3 separate regions of the Homo sapiens genome follow, and regions 2 and 3 are each linked to region 1. A link is an interaction called in ENCODE POLR2A ChIA-PET data of the cell type or tissue named here. Cell type or tissue: OCI-LY7. All regions are shown on one strand.

What was found. ChIA-PET counts read pairs that join two places held together with the same protein. Peaks named below come from ENCODE experiments on the same cell type or tissue, not always from the same donor. Only the 100,000 strongest peaks of a DNase experiment are listed, where the experiment ranks them.
Region 2: POLR2A ChIA-PET joins it to region 1 with 9 read pairs; 1 of 35 experiments calls an interaction of 5 or more read pairs at or near these places.
Region 3: POLR2A ChIA-PET joins it to region 1 with 7 read pairs; 1 of 35 experiments calls an interaction of 5 or more read pairs at or near these places.

What each region holds. Positions count from the first base shown.
Region 1 is chr1:108,110,735-108,118,734 of GRCh38, forward strand. No RefSeq gene overlaps it. Among named protein-coding and RNA genes, the nearest start is that of LINC02785, 50 kb to the left of the region's middle. In OCI-LY7, no CTCF peak of the experiment used is centred here; a DNase peak (open chromatin) is centred at 3,727.
Region 2 is chr1:107,445,349-107,453,348 of GRCh38, forward strand. The region is part of intron 7 of NTNG1 (netrin G1); the gene reads left to right. Among named protein-coding and RNA genes, the nearest start is that of NTNG1, 310 kb to the left of the region's middle. RefSeq lists enhancers at 5,684-5,943, 6,304-6,363. In OCI-LY7, no CTCF peak of the experiment used is centred here; DNase peaks (open chromatin) are centred at 5,763 and 6,573; H3K4me3 peaks cover 1,156 bases; H3K27ac peaks cover 1,157 bases.
Region 3 is chr1:107,011,631-107,019,630 of GRCh38, forward strand. No RefSeq gene overlaps it. Among named protein-coding and RNA genes, the nearest start is that of PRMT6, 41 kb to the right of the region's middle. In OCI-LY7, no CTCF peak of the experiment used is centred here; no DNase peak of the experiment used is centred here; H3K4me3 peaks cover 539 bases.

The DNA of each region.
Region 1 (8,000 bases):
GGGTGTGGTGGCTCACACCTGTAATCCCAGCACTTTGGGAGGCCGAGGCTGGTGGATTGCCTGAGGTCAGGAGTTCGACACCACCCTGGCTAACATGGTGAAACCCTGTCTCTACTAAAAATACAAAAAAAGTAGCCAGGTGCAGTGGCACACACCTGCAGTCCCAGCACTTTGGGAGGCCGAGGAGGGCAGATCATGAGGTCAGGAGATCCAGACCATCCTGGCCAACATGGTGAAACCCCATCACTACTAAAAATGCAAACATTAGCTTGGCATGGTGGTGCATGCCTGTAATCCCAACTACTCAGGATGCTGAGGCAGGAGAATCACTTGAACCAGGGAGTCGGAGGTTGCAGTGAGCCAAGATCGCGCCACTGAACTCCAGCCTGGGCAAGAGGGTGAGACTCTGTCTCAAAAAAAAAAAAAAAAAAAAAAGAGTAGGGTGATGGCTGAGTCACACAGGCTCAGCTCCTCCCCAAGTAAATCAAGTTGCCACCTCCCACCCTCCACACTTGGGGAGAAATGAGCTAAGGGATGGATTAAGAACAAGGCCAGAAGTGCTAACTGAGGTAAAGTCTTCCCACTGGGAAACATGAGGCTGTGAAATGGAGGTTCCCCTAACAAAAGTTAACAGTATGTCCTTTCAGAGACTACAATATCCCTCAGCTGTGGCCAGCCTCTCCTTTTGGCCTAATGGGTAAAGACACATCACTTTATCCTGGAAAGGCCCAGGCTCATTTGGAACAGCAGTCAGTCAACCGGGAATCTAGTGAGCCCCAAACAAAGGTTATGATGCTCAGCCTCCGAAGAGCCAGCCAACTCAGTGTGACATGGGACCAAGAGAGAGTCCTCCAGACCTGGCCCTCCAGCCTGCTCCATCAGGGGATGGGGAGGATGATGGCCTCCATGGCACCATCAAAGTCGGAAAGGCATCCATGAGGGTGCTTGGGCACACACGTATACACAGAGCACTAAAAAGTTGCTAGGCCTCTGCCCAGGCAGCTTGGGAAGTTTCCCCAGGTTCTGAGTGAATAGCAATGGAGCCTCTCACTGGAACCAGTGAGAAACCAGGCACATCCTGAAGGTCAAATAACAGCTTGAGCTTGTCTGGAAATGGGACTCGTCAAAAGGTTGCTGAGGGTCGGGGAGCAGGCAGGTCCTACACACTTTTTACAGCAGTCATTACTCAGCCTCTTTCTCCCGCTCCTCTCTCTCATTCTCCCCTTTCCTTCCGGCACCCTATTTCCCCACATGAATTCCCAGTGCCCTTGTACCTCATGTTCTCTGGTGTCCCAGAACCCACCCAGACCTGCCTCCCCTGAAGTGTCTCAAAAATCACAAAATTAGGTCATTTTCCCCATGATTACTCACATTCCCAAAACTCAGTCTCCCTCAGGGACGCCAAACTAGATATTAGGAAGGAGACATCTTAGTGAATCAACACATACAAAGGTTCCCCTCTTTTTGTCCAAACCATAACTTAGTAGAATTTCACCACGTGAGTAAATGGGGGCAGGAGAGCCTTTGCCATAGCCTTTAAGGCATAGTATTTGTTTCTCCCTTGAAATGGTAGGAGATAGGACCATCTGTGTGGTTTCTAGGTAACTTCTCTTCAAAAGAAAGAAACAGAACTTCCTGTATGTCCACCTTAGTCTTTATCTTTTAACTCTCATTGCACTGCCCTAAACTAACCATGGCCTTAGAACTCCCCAAGCCTGGTCTCCTCATGTGTCCCAACTTGAGGGCAAGGACATCTGTCACACTGGAACACCTGGGCCAGGGTAGAATCCTGCCTGAGAACAGGAACTCCAGAAAGCTACAGGGCACCTCTTTGTCCTTTTCAGTTTATTTTTTCTCCTTCCTCTGATTGACACGGCAATTGGATCAGATGAGTTCCTTGAATCCATTCTGCTGCCTTCTGAGCCCAGGACCAACCCTATACCTCTGTTCTCCTGAGATTGAATAATGACCTATGGGGTGCACCTGACCAAGGATCCCAGTCAAGCTGGAGTCAGACACAACCAGGAAAAACCACCTTTAGCCCCAGCCTGGTCCTCCATGGACCACACACACCAAGGGAGTTGGAAAAGCGGCTGATAATAATTTTTAACGAGTATCTACACAGTGGCATAGTAGAAGGAGCATGAAATTTGAAATTCTGCAAAATCTGGACTTGAATAGCTGCTCAGTCACTTGTTAGCAGTTGGTTCTTTTTTTTTTTTTTTTTTTTTTTTTTGAGATGGAGTCTTGCTCTGTCGCCAGGCCAGAGTGCGGTGGTGGGATCTTGGCTCACTGCAACCTCCGCCTCCAAGGTTCAAGTGATTCTCCTGCCTCAGCCTCTGGAGTAGCTGGGACTACAGGCATGCACCACCAGGCCCAGCTAATTTTTGTATTTTTAGCAGAGATGGGGTTTCACCATGTTGGCCAGGATGGTCTCCATCTCTTGATCTTGCGATCTGCCTGCCTTGGCCTCCCAAAGTGCTGGGATTACAGGCATGAGCCACCGCACCCGGTCAGCAGTTGGTTCTTAAATAAAGTCCATAATGATTTAAAGCCTCTGTTTTTTTATATTTAAAATAGAGTAGTGTACACTTTACAGAACTTCCAGGATTAAAAATGAAAATATGTGGAGTGACTTAAAACAGAGCAGGAGTTTAAGAAATCTTAATTCATTACAGTACTGAACGTCCAGGTGTCATATCACACAAGCCTTTCCACAATGCCATGAAATAAAGCACCAGTAGATGTGTCCCCCTTTAGGCTCTGGATGTGATCTCCTCTGGATGTAATTCCTGGGACCGATGCAGCGAGCTGCAATCCCACTGGGAGCCAGCCTGGGGCTGAAGCTGATACCGAGGATGATGGAACAGAAGATGAAAAGCATCTGTCTCTTCATGGTATCATCAAGCTCAGGATAGCAACATGCCTGGGGCCTGTATTTTTCTTCCTGTGGATTTCTTTTTATGGAATACAGTAATTCCTTATTGACTAAGCTGCTTGGCAGGACCAGGATTAGGGTGAGGCAAGTGAGGCAGGATTGTGCAAGGGCAGGATTGAATTCTGTCTTCATTTAAAATTTTAATATTTTGTTCATCATGGGTTTCTTGCAATGATTTTTATTTAAAAAGAATATTATATCAAAATAATACTTACCTTTCTTGTTAAGTTTGTTGGTGTCCCTCCTAAATTTTTCTTCCAAGGCTGGTCCCTCATTCACCTCACCCTACTCTTTACCCAGTTACTTTCATTTGCAATTTTCTTTTTCTTTTCTTTTCTTTTTTTCTTTTTTCTTTTTTTTTTTTTTTTACTTGCAGCCAAAATCATCCCCAGGGTGAAAAAAACATGGTCAATTCAATAAAAAAATTTGGGGAAAACTAGTTATCCATGTGGGATAAATGTTAAAGTGAGAGTTTGACTTTAGAACAGGCCCAAGGAAGAGCCTATGGGCTAACACTTCATTGCGGCAAGGAGGAAGAACAAATTACTGAGCTGGCCACAGCTTTGCCACCAACACAGCTCATTGCTTGCTCTCACAGCATGTCTTCGGGAAGGCCATAGGAAACCACTGCATCTTGGAACACCATGGGAAAAGGAAGCAATCTAAATGCTGGCTTTTCCCTTCCCCTCCTTGCTATCATTAGCAGAAGCCCACCTGCTGAGGCTTTAACTCCCTGGCACTTCCTGGTTATGTTTCCTGACCCCTTGGAGAGCTGCTGAGGAAGTTAGAGGCTTCACAGGTCCCATGTGGCCTGTGTGGCAAACTCTGCTTGTCAGTCAATGCTGCACAGGGGGCTCTTCGGTCTGTGGCATTGGGGGCCATAACTTTACGACTATGAATGAACCATTGCCAGGGTTGCTCTGGTCAGGAAACAAGGCAGGTGGCCAGGATCCAGGGCAGTTGGCAGACCCAGACATATCTGGGGTGGTGCATAAACTGAGTTTGCTACAGATCCCCACCTCCTACTTTATACAAAAATAAATTCTGGGGCATTAAAGACCTATTTTTTTTTAAAGAAAAATGAACAATTAAAATACTAGAAAAAATAAGATACCTTATTCGTGGGTAGGAAAGACTTTCCTAAACAAGACACAAAAAGCAAAATCTTAAGGAAACACCTTATCAATTTGATTGCTCTAAGAATTACACTTTGTGTAAGTCAGTTGTTCTCAGCTGGGGCAATTTTGTACCTCAGAGGATATTTGACAATACCTGGAGACATTCGGGTTGCCAAACTCAGAAGGGGAGGCAGGGTCTGACTGGCATCTAATAGATAGAGGCCAAGTATGCTTCCAAAAATCCTACAACACACAGGGCAGACCCCACCCCACCCAGTGAAAGAATTATTCAGCCCCAAAGTCAGTAGTGCCAAGGTTAAGAAACCCAATCATAACAGTTAATAAACAAGTTAAAGACTGAGAGAAGTTGTTTGGCATATATATCCCAGATAAAAGATCAGACTCTAATAGAAAGAGAGACTTACAAATCAATAAGAAAAAGTCTCAACAGAAAAATGAGTATCATTTTTCATCTTTTCAACTGGTAGCAAAAAAATAAATCCATTACTATCAAGTGATAAAGAGAACATAGAAGATTCTCATATTCTGCTGGCAACGGTGTTAACAAGTAGAGTTACCCAGTATGGAAAGTTGTTTGACAGCGTCTATTAAGATATGAAATGTCCATGTCCCCCCAATAGCATATCAGGAAAAGCGCTGTGTACCTTTTTGGGGTCTGCTTCTTAGAACACCACCAACATGAGCTCCTCTATGCATTCCTCTTTACTTAGGATAGAATTTGGAACTACCTTCCACCTAGCTTCAACCCTGCAGACATGACTAAAACATGATCTATGGCCATGTGAATGGAGCCAATGTTCCTCTTCAACTGCTCACATTGGGACTATTCCATGAGAGAACATAAACTACTTTGTTTAATCAGCTATATTTGGGGGTCTCTTTGCTGAAATAGCTTGTTCCTTCCCTGTTAGTATTAGTACACAATTGTATTAGTACACAATTCAGTGACAAGTATACCTTGTGGTTAGAGAATTAGAACATTCCCCTCTGTGGAGGGCAGCGGAGCTAAAGGTTGAGTTCATCATCAATGGCCAGTGATTTAATCAATCAAACCTATGTAACAAAACTTCCACAAAGACCCAAAAGGGCAGGGTTTGGAGATCTTCCAGGTTGCTGACCTCACAGAGGTGCCTGGAAGGTGGCACTCCCTAAAAGGGCATGGAAGCGCCATACCCTTCCCACATACCATGCCCCGTGTTTCTCTTCCAACTGGCTGCTCATCTGTATGCTTTATCATATGTTTATTAATATAACATCTGGTAAACATAAGTGTTTCCCTGAGTTCCATGAGCCACACTAGCAAGTGAACAAACCTGAAGAGGGGGTTGTGGAAACCCCCAATTTATAGCCAGTCAGTCAGATGTTCTAGAGGCTAGGAATTGCAGTTGGCATTTTCAAATGGCAGGTAGTCTCATAGGACTGAGCCCTTCACCTGTGGGATCTGACTCTGACTACAGGTAGACAGTGTCAGAATTAAATTGAATGACAGAACACCCCCTTGGAGTCCAGTGGAGAACTGCTTGGTGTGTGGGGAAACTTCACGCACATCCGGAGTGAGAAGTGAAGCAGGATGCGCTGTGTTGAGTAGGATGTGTTGTGAGAGTAGGAAAAACACTGTCTTTTTTCTATCCCTTACAGTGGTCAAAGAACTCTCTGTGATGTTTTTCTTTTAAATAAGAGAAAGTATTCACACAGTGTGCAATTTTTTTTTATTTTACTTTAAGTTGTGGGATACATGTGCAGAACACGCAGATTTGTTATATAGGTATACATGTGCCATGGTGGTTTGCTGCACCTATCAACCCATCATCTAGGTTTTAAGCCCCACATGCATTAGGTATTTGTCCTAATGCTCTCCCTCCCCTTGTCCCCCATCCCCTGACAGGCCCTGGTGTGTGATGTTCCCCTCTCTGTGTCCATGTGTTCTCATTGTTCAACTCCCACTTATGAGTGAGAACATGTGGTGTTTGGTTTTCTATTCCTGTGTTAGTTTGCTGAGAATGATGGTTTCCAGCTTCATCCATGTCCATGCAAAGGACATGAACCTATTCTTTTTTATGGCTGCATAGTATTCGATGGTGTATATGTGCCACATTTTCTTTATCTAGTCTATCATTGATGGGCATTTGGGTTGGTTCCAAGTCTTTGCTACTGTAAATAGTGCTGCAATAAACATACATGTCCATTTGTCTTTAGAGTAGAATTATTTATAATCCTTTGGGTATATACCCAGTAATGGGATTGCTGGGTCAAATGGTATTTCTGGTTCTAGATCTTTGAGGAATCGCCACGCTGTCTTCCACAATAGTTGAACTAATTTACATTCCTACCAAGAGTGTAAAAGTGTTCCTGTTTCTCCACAGCCTCACCAGCATCTGTTGTTTCCTGACTTTTTAATAATCACCATTCTGACTGGTGTGAGATGGTATCTCATTGTGGTTTTGTGCAATTTTTAAAACTTCTTTAAAACAATTGATGAATATTTTGTTGCTAAAGTACATTCAAGAAATGGTAAGTTCAATTAATAAGAGTCCCATGCAAGACAACTAAGGCTGCACGCTCCTGGTGGGCCCAGGTCTGCAGGCCTGTTCCAGTGTCTATTTGCTGTGGGACTTTAGACCAATTGCATCATCTCTGAGGTTAAGTTTCTTCAGGTAGATAACATAAGGGCAATCATGCCTCATTCACCTGGCTGTTGTGAGGAATAAAAGACATAATGTATGTGAAATTCTTAGAATGGTGCCTGGCATTTTGGAAGCACATAATACACAAAAGTAATTATTATTAGTAGTAATATTAGTATTAGTATTATTAAAATATGTGTAAAAATCTCTCTATTCTAATTAACATATTTTTCAAAATAGAAATGAAAAAGTTAGATAGCTGATGAGGGAAAGAATAAGACAAAACTCAGCTCCATTTACTATGTATGTATTGAGTGCCTATTATATACTAGACGTTAAGATACAAAGATGTGTAGGACCTAGTCCCCTGCCTTTAAAAAGCTCAGAGTCTAATTGTGATGATAGATTAAACTAAACCTCTAAATATGATGTAGAACCTCTAATCTGTGCAACAAGAGGAGTAGAACAAAGAAACTAGCAATTCCTTCTTCAGCTGGTTGGAGAAACTGGACTAGGAAGGCTTCAAAGGGAAGCTGACATTAACCATGAAGTTCTGGCAGCAGGAAAAGCCATGTACCAAGGACAGTTCAGGCAAAAATGGAGCCACCACATTTGTGGGGATCTATTAATAGATGTGAAAGTAAAAGGGATGACAGACCAGACTCCAGAAGCATCTGAGGCCAAAAACAGGAGGAACTTTGAATGCCAGGGTGCAGAACTTCACCCTGGCAGCAGTGTGTGGATATGAAGGGAGTAGGCTGAAAGAGGAGGAGTCAGCTCATGAACACAGCAAGAGCAAGGGGTTACAGAAGACAGGCTGTGGAGGAGGCAAAATCCACAGTCATTGATGATGCATGGTACATGGGGGAAGAAAGAAAAAGAGGACTGAAGATGGTTGTCAGGCTTCCAGCTGGCGCAACTGGTTGAGCCTCTGAAATACAGAGTTCAGGAGAGAGCTGTGCAATGGGTGGGTTCATAAGGCTGATATTATAACAAGCCAGCCAATTCCTGTGCTGCCAGGCCTGAGGGTGTGAACGGTTGGTGGCGTTGCCAGATCCTGCAGGGTGATCTGATGGGCAAGATTAGGAAGAAGCTAGAGGTAGGGAAAGGCAACTGCTAGCCTTCTGCTCTCCACAGAACCCTGGAAAATGGCATCCACCAGCCAGTGATCACGTGCTTCAATATGCCCTAGAATGGCCCAGCCCCACATCTGACTCATCATCTTTCGCAAGCATTTCTATTTAAATCTTCCAGGCCACAAGTGCTGCAGACACAAAGGATGGAAGTATGTAATCCTGT
Region 2 (8,000 bases), 670 kb before region 1:
TGTGATCCTGAAATCTTACAAATGGTCCCATCAGTTTACATATGGACTTATTTCTAGTAAAGAATTATTATTATTTTAAAATAATAAAAAGTGTTACTTACTGAGCCCTTTGTATGTGTCGGGAACATGTATGCATTATCTCATTCCACAGGAGAAGATTATTTTCCTTATTTTATAGATGACAAAACTGAGATTTAAAGAGGATAATTCCACCAACTCAAATACCTGTTAAGTAGCACACCAGTTATTAGTGAATATTTATTGTTAATCAAATGGCATTTTATAGGATTTTGTCACTTTTACTTTGCAGATGGAGACAGAAGCTTTGATAATTTATTCCAGGGGTCAGCAAATTCTTTCTGTAATGGGCCAGATGGCAACAATTTTAGGCTCTGTAGGCCATACAGTCTCTGTCACAGCTACTCAACCCTGCTATTGTACTGCCATAGACAACGCTTAAATGAAAGAGTGTAGCTGTGTTCCGGTAAAACTTTTTTTATGGATGCTGAAATTTGAATTTCATGTAATTTTCATGTGCCAAGAAATATTCTTCTTTTGATTTTGTTTCAATCATTTAAAAAAGGTAAAAACCATTCTTAGTTCATAGGCCATTGTAAACAGGAAGCAGGCTGGATTTGGCTTGCAGATCATAGTTTGATTTATTCCAAACTCAAACAGCAATTCAAGATGAAGAAACAGAGGACCAGTTAAATAAAGAATGTGAAGCAGAAGGCAGGAAAGAACATAAGAAAAACATACATTTCATTAAAATGTGTCCTCTGTCTTGACATGGGTATCACAGGGAGTTGAACTAACTGGTTCTTATTTACAAGGCCCCAACTGTTCTTAAGAAAAATGTTAGGGTTCCCAGAAACATAAGGGCTTTGACCATATCATTTCCAGGACAAGATCACAGACATAATCAGTGCCGTCTGTTTAAAGGCTTTAAGAGCCAGCTGAGCCAATTTAGCATCAATTTAGTACAATCAGCAACTAATGAAAGAGAAGTCAGGGTGGCCATAAAATGATCAGGATTGCTCATGTTGGTGTAAGGGATCATTCAGTTGTATTCTGCAGGAACAACCCGTCATCTTGAATATCAGCAAAAAGCTCTATTTAGAGACAATTACAGTAATAATATCAGGTTATAATACCATGTTCACAGGGAAAAAATACATACAGAACGTGTTCAGAATGTAGGTTTTTACCATTGCCTTTTAATATCAGAGACAATTCTTCTGAACACAGTCCATGACAGTGCTGTGAATGTGAACCCCTGCATTTCTGCCCAGCTCTCTTTTCAGTGTGATTGAGCCCATTGAACCCAAGAGATTCTGGATTACCCACAGGAATAATGTTATAACCCATCACTGTTAAAATGCATATATGTTTTTCATCCCATCTTTACAAAGTTTTCTGTTTACAGCCTTCAGTTATCCATTGCTACAAGGAGGGGAGAAAAGGCCTTCATAAATACCATAAATACAGAGTGATTGATTGTCTTGATGTAAATTCCAATATAGGCACATACTGTATGCTCATGGAAATTTAGACTTACGCACAGTTCATCTGCTCTGCCTCCGCCTTAATCTTTGACTGGTTAGCAGTCAAGATCATCCAGACACTGCTGGATGCTCATTTTTAAACAGAAACAATTGCTAAGATATATTTTTAACAATATTCTTTCCCTTATTCTGCAAAAGCATAGGATTAACATTACATATTACAGATATTTTTTTCTAAACTACAACTCTTTTGGGGAAATGGGCATATGTCTCAGAGATAAAACACTATAAAAATGATGAAATATTGATTTTATTTTTAAGACATACATTTAGGCCTCTTTTTAATTAGTATTGTTGACCCAATGGACTTAGCCTATGTGTTAACCCATATTCTTTATCATGAAAATCAATAATATGGACAACTACTATGTTCCCACAGATGTTGAATGCAAAAAGACAAAGTTAGGGAGTTTACAGAAGAGCTTGTTATCAGGATAACTTGACAATTTATTAGTGATGCAATGTCAGAGGCCACCATCACTGCATTCTCTATGGTGTTGCTGGTTCACCAGATGGAAGTTATTTGGGCGTACTAGTAAGTCTTTCCTGAAATATTACACCCTTGTTCTTTCTAATTAAATGAAAAATTAAAGTTGCTGATTTTGCAACAAGGATGCTAAACTACATACAGACATGATGTATGAATTCCATATAGTTAAATCAGGCCTCGAAATTTCTGAAGTAACAATTTTAATAAAGACTGTCCAGGGTCTAGGCATGGAGGAGTTTGTGCTTCACTTGATAGAAACATCTAATAAAACATGGTTCAATCAACTATGTTCAATACGTCCTTTCAAATACAGCAAATGAGATGAGATCATACTCTACTCTACAGAAAACTATGCCTTCGTTTCATCTTTGGTTACTGAATTTAATTTAGCCAAGGTGACAGAAGGAGCTTCTTAACAGAGCCTTGCTAAACCTTTTAAATTATCCTTCCTAGCAAACTGGCCTGGCTATCACATTGCCCAAAGCATTCACCTTTTATTCAATCACACATTCACTTATATTTTCATTCATTAATTCACAAATCATTTATTTAACAAATATTGAAGTCCCAGTATGTGCCAGACATTGTGCTAAGTTTTGGCACTAGAAGATAAATGGGATTCCTGCCATCCAAGGGCCACGGTTCAAGAGGGGTCTCCAGTCTAACAGTACCTTCCTCTTGTCAAAATCTGAGACGATTGACTTCCAGTACCACTTTTCTAGCTTGCTTTTCTGATCATAGTTATCTCTGACTTATAACCATAGAATTTGATATCTGAGCAGGAACCTTAACAATGTTCTGGTTTAGCCACTCATTTAAGTCATAAATCAGCTCTCCTTATTAATATGTAGTAGTAATGACAATGGACACTATTAATTATATGCTTGTCATGTACCAGGCACTATGCCAAGCCATTTATAGTCTTGCCAATTATAAACCCCATTGGCAGTTATCCCCATTTAACAGATGATGAATGGACTGAGGCCCAGAGAGGCTTAAGTAATCTGCACAAAGTTGTATAGATCCTTGCAACTTAAAAGTGTGATCCCTCAATGGGTATGATCAGCATCACTTGGGAATTTGTTGGAAATGCAGAATCATAGACCCACCTGCAGACTTACTGATCTGCATTTTAATAAGATCTCCAGGTGATTCATATGCACAGTGAAGTTTGAGAAGCAGAGGACTGGATAACAAATGAAGGTTTTAACTAGGATAAACTGACTCAAGCCCAAGAAGTTTTGTTGTTGCTTTTTATCACTTTGTGTTTATAAAATAATGGTGGCTGGGAAGTCAAGGGCATACATACACCTTGGAACATTTTATATAAGGGGCAGGAACTCAAATAGTATCTCACGCCATCAATTTTTATGTATTCTACGAATCCAAATCATATTAAAATAAGAAAAACCATGAAAACTTAAACAAGTAGCCTATTTGTTTTCTTTCATCCCTACAATTTAAAAGTGGTTAATATTTGATAGGTTAATAATAAATATTTTAATATAGTATATTGCATTTGGTTATGAATATATCAAAAGGAAATACAAAGTGAGCTCCAAAAGATAAACTTCTATTGGGCACATGAAAGAGAACATAAAATTTGATGGCAATTACCATTTAATCTATTCATGTTTGGAAACATATTGAAAGAGAAACTCATAACTCAGTTAATTGTTATGAATTATTAATTGCTTATTTGAAAAGAGATGAGCAGAACTGTACTTGTTGAAAAACTTTCTTTCTCAGTGGCTAACCTTTGTGTCATTGGTTTTATGAGAACAAAACGGAAAGAATGACAGCAAGATCCTAATCATCCAAAACTAGAAAGTGACAAGACAGGGGACATCTCGGTGACTATATAAAGGTTAATTGAGATTGAAATGAAATAGTAATCGCTGGCCCCACTCCAACCTTCTTAAGTGTGATTCTCTGGGGGTGGGCTCCAGGCATCTGTATTTTACAAAACTCCCTAGGTGAGGATAACATGCAGCCAGGATTGAGGACTACATATTTAGCAATTATACATTTTCGGAGAGATTTAATCCAGCCGTGAATTGACTCAGGATATTCAGAACCCCAAGTGAGATGCAAGCTGGCCTCCAGTTTGCCACTCCTAGTTAGACTTCAAGGTAACTAATGCCAAGAGCACTGCGGACTGTGGGAAGCTTTATAAAGACATGTTCCCTAGATGGTCAGTGATTTCTGATCCCAACAGGCTAAGACCAAGAATATGTCTGGATTTAAAAATACCTGACTTAAAGAGTCCTTGCTTTTTTCCTCAAAAATCAATGTTATGAGCTTCTTCTGCTGGATTAAAAAAAAAAAAACCTTCAAAAAGTGGAAGCTTTTTCTATTAACTAAATCCAGGGATTTATTGTTTAGTGTCAGCAGCGTAACTGCTTTATAATTGATTTTTCTGAAAAGAACTGAAAACTTAAGCTACCTTAATTTCCTTTATCTTGACACACATGATTAGCATTGCACTGAAATATATTTTACCAGGTTCCCAATTACCATTTTTTAAAACCAACTTCCTCATTGCATACTTGTCTTGATAAAATATTTCTAGACAGGTAGAAAGCAAGTAGGTATAAAGAAAAATGTATGACTGCTTTATTCCTACTGATAGGTTTATCCTGTTTCTTCAAGAATTCCTGTTTATGTTCAGTTATGTTTTTAAAAGTGAATAGAACTAGAAAAATATATTAACACCTGTTAATTTTTAAAGTCTTGGGATAAAGAAGCAAGAACATTTTGGACAACGACAGAATTTTAAAGATAATGAAACCAAATGTAATATTTGCAACCTAAGCTAATGTGCCTAAATTCTTATAGAATTAGAAACAGCTAGCAGTATATGTCTGTTATTGTTGCACAGACAAATATTTAGTGTTGAAAAATGCAGCCTCAGCCTCAGTTTGTGCATGTAAAATGAAGATAAGAATTGGACCCACATCACTATCCATGAGAATTAAATAACACAATGAATTAAAATGTTTAACCCAGTTTCTGTCAGAGTATGGGCACGCAGTAAGATAATAAAACTATAAATGATGGTACCCATCCTCAGAGTTTCATTGAAAATGGTGAGGAATGGATTAACAAATTTAAGAAATCAATTTACAAACAAATGACATAATAAAACGAAAGCTATGATAATCATGGCTCCTTCCCGGAAAAAAAAAGAAGGCTACAAAATTATGGGATTTAATACCTATTATGTCTTTTTCTGTGGTCGTTTCAAATACTAATTACCATCTGTAAACGTGAATTTTAAGTTAAGATTTTGTCCAAAATCAATGCCATTTAGTCTTACAGGTTCCAAATAGCAAAATAAAGCAACCTCTGATAAGTTGTATTCATTAAATTCATCCCAACCTTAGCAGCAATTCTTCATCAATTTTAGGATCATCCTAAATCCTGGAAATTACCCTGTAATGCTAAAATACCTGCCTACTGGAAGGGTCTTGAATTATGGTGACCTCTAAACAGACCAAAAACTAAGTGGGGTTCTCTACCTGGGCAGAAACCAGTTATCCAGGAGTGATTACTGGGCAGTCACAATTCATAGAGTCACCATCAGACCTACTGGATACTTAACTATTATCAGCTTGGTGACTGTTAATACCCTTAGGGGTTTGTATGTCTGAAACAAGCATTCAGTTCCTCAATTCTCAATTCCCTTTTTTCTTTCTTTCTTTCTTTTTTTTTTTTTTTTAGAACTCCTCAGGGGACTTTCCACGGGGTTATTTGGCTATTCTTAGCAAGTTCATGCTATGTGCTATTTTTCAGCAAAGTTAAGGTTTCTCTTTTTATGCTAGAAAGACTAACATTGAGACTCTAACTTTGAAGAGAATAAGGTTGTTTATTCCTGTAAAAAGATTTTTTAAAAATAGTATGATTAACAATTTCACCACATGTCACACTGCCCTTGAAAAAGTAAGGCTGAATTTTCCTAGTAAACTAAAAGGCACTGAGGAACAGAGGATGAGTTAATACTTCTGCAGCCCTAACACGGTTAACCAAAAATGTAAAAATGAGAAGGAAACATAACCTCCACAGAGTAAAGAGACTGTAAGTGTGACTGTCATCGGCAGCACACTGCATGGACTCATTGTCAGGGGTCAGCCATCTTGGTTTCGTCTGCATTTGTAAAGTGCTGTCCTCCTACACACTATATCAGTGTATTATTTTATGTTTTGACATGAATGTATTAGTCGTTGCAGCTAGATGTTGAGTGAAGAACCCCCAGGAGAGAGAGAAACAGTGTAAGAATACCACTCTGAAGGAGTATGGTAGGAAGAGAGACCTTGGTTTGAGAGGTTCATTAATCAGCAACCAAACATTTATTGACTGTTTGAATCCTGCAACATCATAGGTACCATATAAGATAGAAAACAAGTTTAACACAGCCCATGCCTTAAGGATGTTGCTAAACTTGAGATTGTAGTAAAACGTGAAATCGTAGAGTGAAACCAAAGTTTCCTGTCCAGAGTACTTAGAGAACTCCTAATGGCTCTGGTTGTGAAAGGAAACTGAAAACTCTAAGGTCTATTCCAGCTCAGTAGCTGTCTCTTATGTAGTGGTTTGAATCCTGGCTCTGCCACTTACTAAGTGTGTCTTGTTGAAAAAATTATATAACTTCTCTGACCTAAGATTTCACTTCTCTAAAAAAATATTATTACACCTCATTGGGGTTGTTATGGAATTAAATGAAATGCTTGTAAACTACTAAGCACAACATCTGCAGTAAAATAACCTCCATAAATTACAGCTATTATTGGTATTACTGTACTATAATCAAGTGGTGGTAGATAACCTTGATGAAGTGCTGGGAAGGATTTTCATCTGTCAATGAGCCACTAAACCTGTAAATGGAAATTCTGATCATAAATTTGGGTTTTTACAGAGTATTTGACAAAGCAGTAAATTATGTGTGTCTATCAAGGAAACATGGGAAGTCTTGGATGGTGGACAGTACACTTACTATGGATTCCTTAAAACTCTGAAATTCAGTGGCACTATGGTATAAATAGAGCTTGAGTTTGTCCCCACAGAAACTTGTATTGAAATTTGATCCCCACTGTGGTAGTATTGGGAAGTGGGGCCTACAGGGAGGTGTTTGGGTCATGGGGGTAGATCCCTCATGAATGGCTACTAGTGCATTCTAGTGGTAGTGAGTGAGTCCTCCTTCTGGTGAGACTGGATTAATTCTCATGGGAATGGATTAGTTCCCTTGATAATGGGTTGGTATAAAGGCAGGATGCCCCTTGGGTTTTCTTTCTTTCCAAGTGTCTGCTTCCCCTTTGACCTTCTCTGCCATGATACAATGAAGCAGGAATACCTTTTCCAGAAACCAGCATCATGCCCTTGAACTTCCCAGCCTGGAGAACCATAAGCTAAATAAAATTCTTTTCTTTATAAATCACCCAGTCTCAGGTATTCTGCTATAGCAACGCAAAATGGACTAAAACAAATGGGGAGTAGAAGTATAAAGAATTGAAAGTCCATCCTTTACTGAGGAGGTACGTGACAATCCCTGGTCTCATTCCTTGGCCCTAAGGAGGTAACTAACTTCTAGAGAGTGCCTGAGGCCCCCAGCATTGCTCAGGATTCCCTCTGAGTATGCTGAGGCAGAGTATGGATCTTCCATTCACTGTGGCTTACTTTCCTGAATGTTCAGTGACACTGAGACTGTTCGGTGTCTCAACAGTGGTCAGCATTAATCCTTTGTTTTAGTGAAAGAAAGAATTTTCTCTTGTGTCTGACTTCAAATTAGAATTTTATTTTTTTTGTAAAGCAGCACAGTAAACTTCAAGTTTGTTAATAAATGTGGAGGCAAAGGAAGTCTTATACTTCTTTTTCATCAAGAAGGCAAAGCACCACCTATTCCTAGCTCCAACTTTAACACTAGTACAGAAAATAATGTTCCTCTAGGATAT
Region 3 (8,000 bases), 1.1 Mb before region 1:
CCTCATGGAATATTTGGCAATCTCTAGAGAAATTTTTCATTGTCAAAACTGTATGGATGGTACTGGCATCTAGTGAGTAGTGGCCAGAAATGCTGATAAGCATCCTGTAAGGGCAGAGCAGGGGGACTCCCCACCAAAGGATTATCCTATCTAAAGCTTCAATAATACTACTGTTTAGAAACTCTGTCCTGAACATTAATAATGCTTTTTCAGGATAATGAAACTGAGAGTGATTGTTGTTCCTTCTTTGTTCTTTCCTATATTCTGGATTATTTACAAAAGGTAGGTATTTTTGCTTTTTTTTTTTTTTAATCAAGAGAGAAGGAAATTTCATTTGGGAAAAAAAATATTATATTAACATATTTGAATAAATTTACATTTAGACCTAGACAAGTGTGGTTCAGATCACGCTGGAAACTTTCATTGTCAAGTAGAAAGATGGCAGATTCTATTCTGTGACCTTCCAATTCCAACGAATTTGTGCTGTTTTTCACTGTTACAACTGCTGCTCAACTTCGCAGAATTGCATTGTTGTAATCCTAAAAGTGAATTTGCTACTCATCATTCTTACAATAAAACCACAATGTCTAAAGGATTCATGAATCAGATGCTGACTGAACTGATCAGGAGTTGGGAAAGACGATTCCTGATTATCTCAAACCATCCTAAACATTGTAGGCTATTTATCATCCCTGCCCCCCCTACTAAATACCAGTAAGACCCCTCCCATTCAGTCATATAATAATGAAAATTCCCAAATACATTTCCAAACACTCCTTTTTAGGGGCTATAAACAGTCCTGGCTGAGAACCATTCAAGAAGATGATTTCCAAAAGTTTTTTCCAATCTTAGGATCCTTTGATTTCCCATATACCAAACAGGCCCCCATTCTTTCATTCAGGAAAACATTTTTTTCTCAAATAGAAACATCAATATTCTCAGACTTCTCATATTGAAGAAATGTCATTTTATAGGTAACTTGGGTTTTGATCAGTTAAATCAAAATGAATTCAAGAGACAAAACAATAGATGGTAATATAAAGGTCTGAGTGCAGCCAGTGGGAACTGAATGTTTATTAAGAACTGTTGGCAGGTCGCAGTGGCTCAAGCCTGTAATCCCAGCGCTTTGGGAGGCCAAGGCGGTGGATGACCTGATGTTGGGAGTTGGAAACCAGACTGACCAACATGGAGAAACCCCGTCTCTACTAAAAATACAAAATTAGCCTGGTGTGGTGGCGCCTGCCTGTAATCCCAGCTACTCGGGAGGCTGAGGCAGGAGAATTGCTTGAACCCCGGAGGCAGAGGTTGCAGTGAGCCAAAATCCTACCCTTGCCCTCCAGCCTGGGCAACAAGATCTACACTCCGTCTCAAAAATAAATAAATAAATAGGCCAGGCGCAGTGGCTCACGCCTGTAATCCCAGCACTTTGGGAGGCCGAGGCAGACGGATCACGAGGTCAGGAGATCGAGACCATCCTGGCTAACATGGTGAAACCCCGTCTCTACTAAAAATACAAAAAAATTAGCCAGGCGTGGTGGCGGGCGCCTGTAGTCCCAGCTACTCCAGAGGCTGAGGCAGGAGAATGGTGTGAGCTTGCAGTGAGCCAAGATTGCGCCACTGCACTCCAGCCTGGGCAACGGAGCGAGACTCTGTCTCAAAAAAAAAAAAAAAAGGAAAGATAAAAAAGAAATGTTGACTTCATGTGATTAGTAAGAGCATTTTCAAAGATTTGACATTTCTCTTAAAATTACTGATTGCTTCTAATATGAGTTCTTAAGTAAATGCTATAAATAACCAAAATTTCCTCATCTCCATGACTTAATTTTATACATTTGGTCAGGTGCATTATTGTCTAAAGAGTTGTCTTTGGAAGTATTGTTACAGAATATTTTAACTAAATTTTTGCACTACTCTAAGGCACTACTGCATTTAAAAACACATTTCAGCCGGGCTAGGTGGCTTATGCCTGTAATCCCAGCACTTTGGGAGGCCGAAGCGGGCAGATCACTTGAGGTCGGGAGTTCGAGACCACCCTGACAAACATGGGGAAACCCTGTCTCTAATAAAAATACAAAATTAGCCGGGTGTGGTGGCACATGCCTGTAATCCCAGCTACTCAGGAGGCTGAGGCAGGAGAATCGCTTGAACCCGGGAGGCGGAGGTTGCAGTGAGCCGAGATTGCGCCATTGCACTCCAGCCTAGGCAGCAAGAGCAAGATTCTGTCTCAAAAAAAAAAAAAACCACGCACATGCATATTTCATATTTCAAAAATTCATATTTTACATAAGATTAAATAATTTTTATTTCTTGTGGAGATATACTTTTCTTAGACAAATTGTCATGGACAAACATATTTAGTGACTTTGAATTTATTTTATTAAGGTACAATAAAATCCTTTTCATTTGTCAGCTGACATACAGGGAAAGGTACACTGGGCTATGATTAGAAGACCACCTTAAGGTAGAGTTACAAGCAGAAGAGGAAGAAAAGAATTTTAAAAGTGGACTGGTGATCAATTTAGTGGCTAAGTAAGCCAATAATAGCAGGACTCTAGATTATTAGGAAGTTAATTTGTTTCTTGATGTAAAATACTTGCAGTGTTTTGACAGAAGTCCGTAACTTTTCTAGAGACATATAATTAAAATTATTTTGAATATGCAACATATGTGACAGAATGCTATGTAAGTTTTTAAGTAAAAACAACTTGAGTCTTGGATTTAAAAAAAACACCTTTATGAGGACTATAGAATAGCTCTTTTAGAAAAATTTGTGTTATGGGAAATTTCAAATACATACAGTGATAGAGGGTATGTATGATGAACTCACAAGTGGACATTATCCAATTTCAACCATTACCATCACAAGGCTACTTTTGCTGTTTGAATATGTTTCAATATATTTTAATTTTGACAAATACCTCTCTGACTGGATGAATTTAGGAGAATCTTTCCCAGGAAGCGTGGACATAGCCTGCATATGGGATATCACAGGATTTCCCCTTTCAGTCTCCAAATAACTACTAATATTTCAGAAAGATTAAGATCCAGGATGAAAACATCAAATCGCATACACCCATTTACTTTTTCTCCCTCCAGAAGTCCCACCAAAACTATCGTAAGTATACTTTTGAGGGTCATTATCTCACAGTAATGAGGAGTACAGTAGAAAAGATGGGAGCAATAAGGTCTGGAAGTTGGAAAGCAGGTGGAAGAACGATATATAACTGAACTCTAAATGGGAACCAGGCAAAGCTAAAAACCAGTCCCATTTACATCTCAGAATCTCTGAAGAATTTAAGAATGGAAAACTAATCCCAGAATGATAGCAGCCATCCTTCAACTCCACACAGGTGACTAGAGGATCATTCTCTGCAGAATCTAACTGACGTAAGGTAAAGCCCAAAGATAGAGATATCAGAGTCTTTCCAATCAACCAGCCCTGCCAGATTACCCTACAGCAAAGCTCACAGATAATAATTCCCTTCCAGGTCTCACAGCTTCCAGTAAGTTTTATTTCCCCACTTTGAATATGAGACAACTGAGTGGTACCAGACATCTGAGGAAATTATCTAACATAATAAATTGAGATCACAATAATCAAATAGAAAAAGAAATGTGGAGGAAAAGTGGACTATAGATCAGCGTGAACTCAAAAACAAAACAAAACAAAAAACTATCATCAATATCCTCAGAGAGACAAAAGAATGTACTACAGCCATGAAACAAAAATAGGGTATTATTTATAAAGCATTTTTAGAGAAACAGGAGAGCTCTTGGAAATGGAAAAATACCATAACAGATATGCAAAACTTAATAGCTAACACTGAGTACATCTGCCAGAAATGGAAGGAAAAGAAATAAATGGGAAATAGAAGAAAAAGATTAGAAAATAAAAGGATCAATCCAGATGATCCAATCTCCAAATAACTGAAGGAAAAGAACAGAGAACACAGAGAAAAATTTCCCAGGAAGAAAAAAACGAAAAATTTCCCCACCGAGTGCCAGCAAAAATTATAAAATATAGTCATATCACAGAACTTCATCAGAAAATGTCTAAACACCAACGGCAAAAGCTTCTAGAGTTTTTTGTTTGTTTGTTTGTTTGTTTAAAAAAAAAGAGTTCATATACAAAGAAACAAGGATCAGAGTAGCGTTGGAATTCTTGACTCTGGAAAAAATCCCCCAGTCTTAATAAGGTAAATGCTGAAAACTATTCCAGCCAAAATTATAATATTGAGTTGAATAAGAAAGGAAAGTGAATAAGAAAGTGGGAAAGGAGGAGAGTGTGAGTGTTGACAAAGTGAGACCTTCCTGATAGCTCAACAATTTTACATCAGAAGAAGATCCTACAGAACACTGACTGAGAGGGCTAAATTGTTGAATTGCTTACAATCAGACTCTAATACTGAGTGTGTGGGAGAGGGGGTGGTGGGGAACTAGAGAAGACAGAGCTAAAACCTTGCTCTCCATAGCAGGGAGTCAGTAGATAATGCTTAAAATTAAAAAAATCAAAAGGCAACAATATGTTATTTAGAAACATAAGATAAATACCATGCACACACATTCAGAGAGAGAGAGAGATTTAAAAGGAGCAAAAACGGTTTCTCTGGGGAAGGCAAAGGTGACAAAAGAAGGGAGAGAAAGATTATTATTTGCTCATACCAAATCGTATTTGTTTGATTATTAAAATTAATAATTTGAGTTCTAAAATTTGTATAATTTTGGTAAAAATTCTAAAACTGCAACATTGACTTAAAAAAGAAAACTGTGTTCAATGTTTTTGTATTACTTGTAAATTGATAGTTGTGTTAATTTCATTTGGATAGACTCCTCATATAATCCGAACACCCCATTTTCTAACACTTCTGAATAGCCTGCAGTCCTCTGTGTATGTTAGAAAACTGCTGCAAGGCAGATTTGAGAATGAGCTTTGACAAAAGTTATGAAAGTAAAACAGAAAACAACTGACCCACACAGTGTTTAATATGTCTGCTGGGCACACAAACATTTAATTAGCTGAAATGTGTTGACAAAGTAAGACCTTTCTGATGGCTCAACAATTTTACATCAGAAGAAGATCCTACAAAACTGACTGAGATAGTTAAATTGTTGAATTGCTTACAATCAGGTTCTAATATCTACACATACTTTGTCTCGAGACAGGCTTAAAGAGCAATATGGAGCTTTAAAAACCACTAGTAGGTATTCATCAGATGATAATTTTCAGCCACTAGAGACTTAAAGTGAAAGTATAGTACTGATGCGGCCACAGCCCTACTTCCTAGTTATTTGCTGATGAGAAGCAGAAATCTAAACTCTTCATAACTTAAATTATTGATTTACTCTACTTATTTTTTAAAATTAGAGCAGCTTACTAATAGACCTAACCATTTCCATGTGCACCAGGACCAGTGTTCTTCTACACACCACCACCACCATCAAATATAAAAAATGCTGGCATTTAGAGATGAGTAAACTGTGATTTAATTCATAGGAAAAACAGAATGTATCTATGAGAATCATTGATGTTTTCAACCATCAGATCAGCTATTTCAGAATATATCTGAGGAGATGTGAGAACAGTGTGTTGTTTTTTAAATAGATTAATGTTTTAATATTTATAGAGGGCTCATACTAATCATCAATATGCAAAAGGAAACTTCCACACAGTTCAAAGAAAATGCAAAGATGTCTAAATTAAATGAGTTAAAAACCAGGACACGAAAGTAACAATAGAATTGAATACTTTTATTTATGATTTCTGCTACCAGACATTCCAAACATTAATGTCATACTGAAAAATATTGATCATCATTCCACAATTACAAGACCGAAAAGTCTCATACTTGTGTCTTTATGTTAATAATTTAATACAATTAAAATAATTTCGATTTATTTATTTTATAATTGGCATAGCTCTCTTATTGTTAATTTCCTTTGGTTTTTTAGACTATAGCAAGCTCTGAGCAATCAATGGGGAAAATAATGATATGACATGAAATATAATAAAGTTATTTCAAAATGCATGCACCATTTTAAATTTGCATGAAGCCTTTTTTTTTTTTTTCATGCGGAGTCTCTGTCGTCCAGGCTGAAGTGCAGTGGCGCTGTCTCGGCTCACTGCAAGCTCCGCCCCCTGGGTTCACGCCATTCTTCTGCCTCAGCCTCTGGAGTAGCTGGGACTACAGGCGCCCGCCACCACGCCCAGCTCATTTTCTGCATTTTTCGTAGAGACTGGGTTTCATCGTGTTAGCCAGGATGGTCTCAATCTCCTGACCTCGTGATCCGCCCGCCTTGGCCTCCCAACGTGCTGGGATTACAGGTGTGAGCCACTGCGCCCGGCCAGCTTTTCTTAAAGGTAGTTAGCCATGTCCATATAGTTAAGAGTTGTGCTGTAATTCTGCTGTGAGATTAAAAATCAGGTATATGATTTAAAATATATAATATTCTCACTATTTAGTAACTAGAAAAGTCAGGGTCATAATTGGTGTGACCAAATTTTCTGACACTAGATTGGGAGAGTTCTGAGACTTTTTACTGCTTACACGTCTAGGTCCACCAGGAATAGTCCAAGAACACATACCGGCTCCAAATGATTGCAACTTTATTTCACAAATGCTCACAAACTATTATTTCATAATTGATTTTAGAATCCTGCCTAGATCTATTGAGGGAACTACAGTTTATAAATAAAATATCTTGATACTTACTGAAAATGTAGATCTTATCTATCCTTACAAATCTTTCATGATTCTTTCAACATTTCCTACATAAGTTCAGTAATATTATCTTCAAGTTTCCTGCAATTTGTCTGAATTCAGATATGTAAATAGTTTAGATTGCCAAAGATCTCAGAGCCTGCATAGAATATATACTTCAGACGGACAGGGAAGCCGGTTGTGCACAAACTCTTGTCCATCATTAGTCGAAGATTTCTTTCAAAAAAAAAATAATTCTCAAACTTGGGTTTGAAAATTAAGAAATTTGGGTTTCAGTTCCTCTTCATTAACATTTGTTCTACCCTTTTCATTGAAGGTACGGATAATTGTTCTTGACAGAGGAGGAAGAAGCAACATTGGTTCTGTTTTTGACATTGGTTAATGCACATTCCTCATATCTTTATTATTCATACTTTACTTTCTAAGATAGCCATTTGCGTTGTCTCCAGAAATTTTCAGGGGCATTGGTTTATTCCAGGTTTACAGTTTTTTGGTTTATCCATATTCATCTTTAAGCTTTCCCTAATTTATTTTGCCATCTACTTTCAAAATCTGACCCAATCTGAGACCACCCGTCTTAGATTAGTTTCCACTAGAAAATCTTGAATGCAAGTTTATAAATGGTAGGTTATCCTAGGCAGCGCCCACAGTAAAGTGAGTGAGACAAGGAAAGAAGGAAGCCAATGCAAGGCATGTTACAAATTAGGATGCCACTGTGGCCAACAGGGGCTCAGATCTGCTGAGGAGCTTACGGAGACTGCAGAGAGCCCATCTCAGAGGGGCAAGGAAGCTGGCTTTTCATGCAAAAACTCTTGTCAACCATTAGAGTCTTCCTCAGAAATATTAACATCTTTGGCTCCCCCTTGCAGGCTGAGAACTCTCCACCTTCCCAAGAAACATCTCAAGCGAAGAGTTGTAGGTGTTTACTGTAGGAAGTTCTTCGGTGAGGTATGCAAGTTCAGGAACCATATGTGTCCAATGGATATAAACAGGATACTGAGTTCATCAGCTCCAGCACACTAAGGTGACTAATATATCCCTTTGGAAAACATTCATTCTTTACCGTGATGAGATCATTTCTTATATCATTATTAGAGTATGTTTTCAGAAATTCCAAATCCTACTAACCCATCCTCTCCATTACAGCCTCAAATCACATAGGCCTACTATGTTTCCTTTAATTTTTGAAACTCATTTCCCTGATGTATATGGTAAATACTGGAGTGAAACTGTAGTGTGACAGGTCCCCCAACAGGTTACTTAAGGTTGTATGTCTGCTGC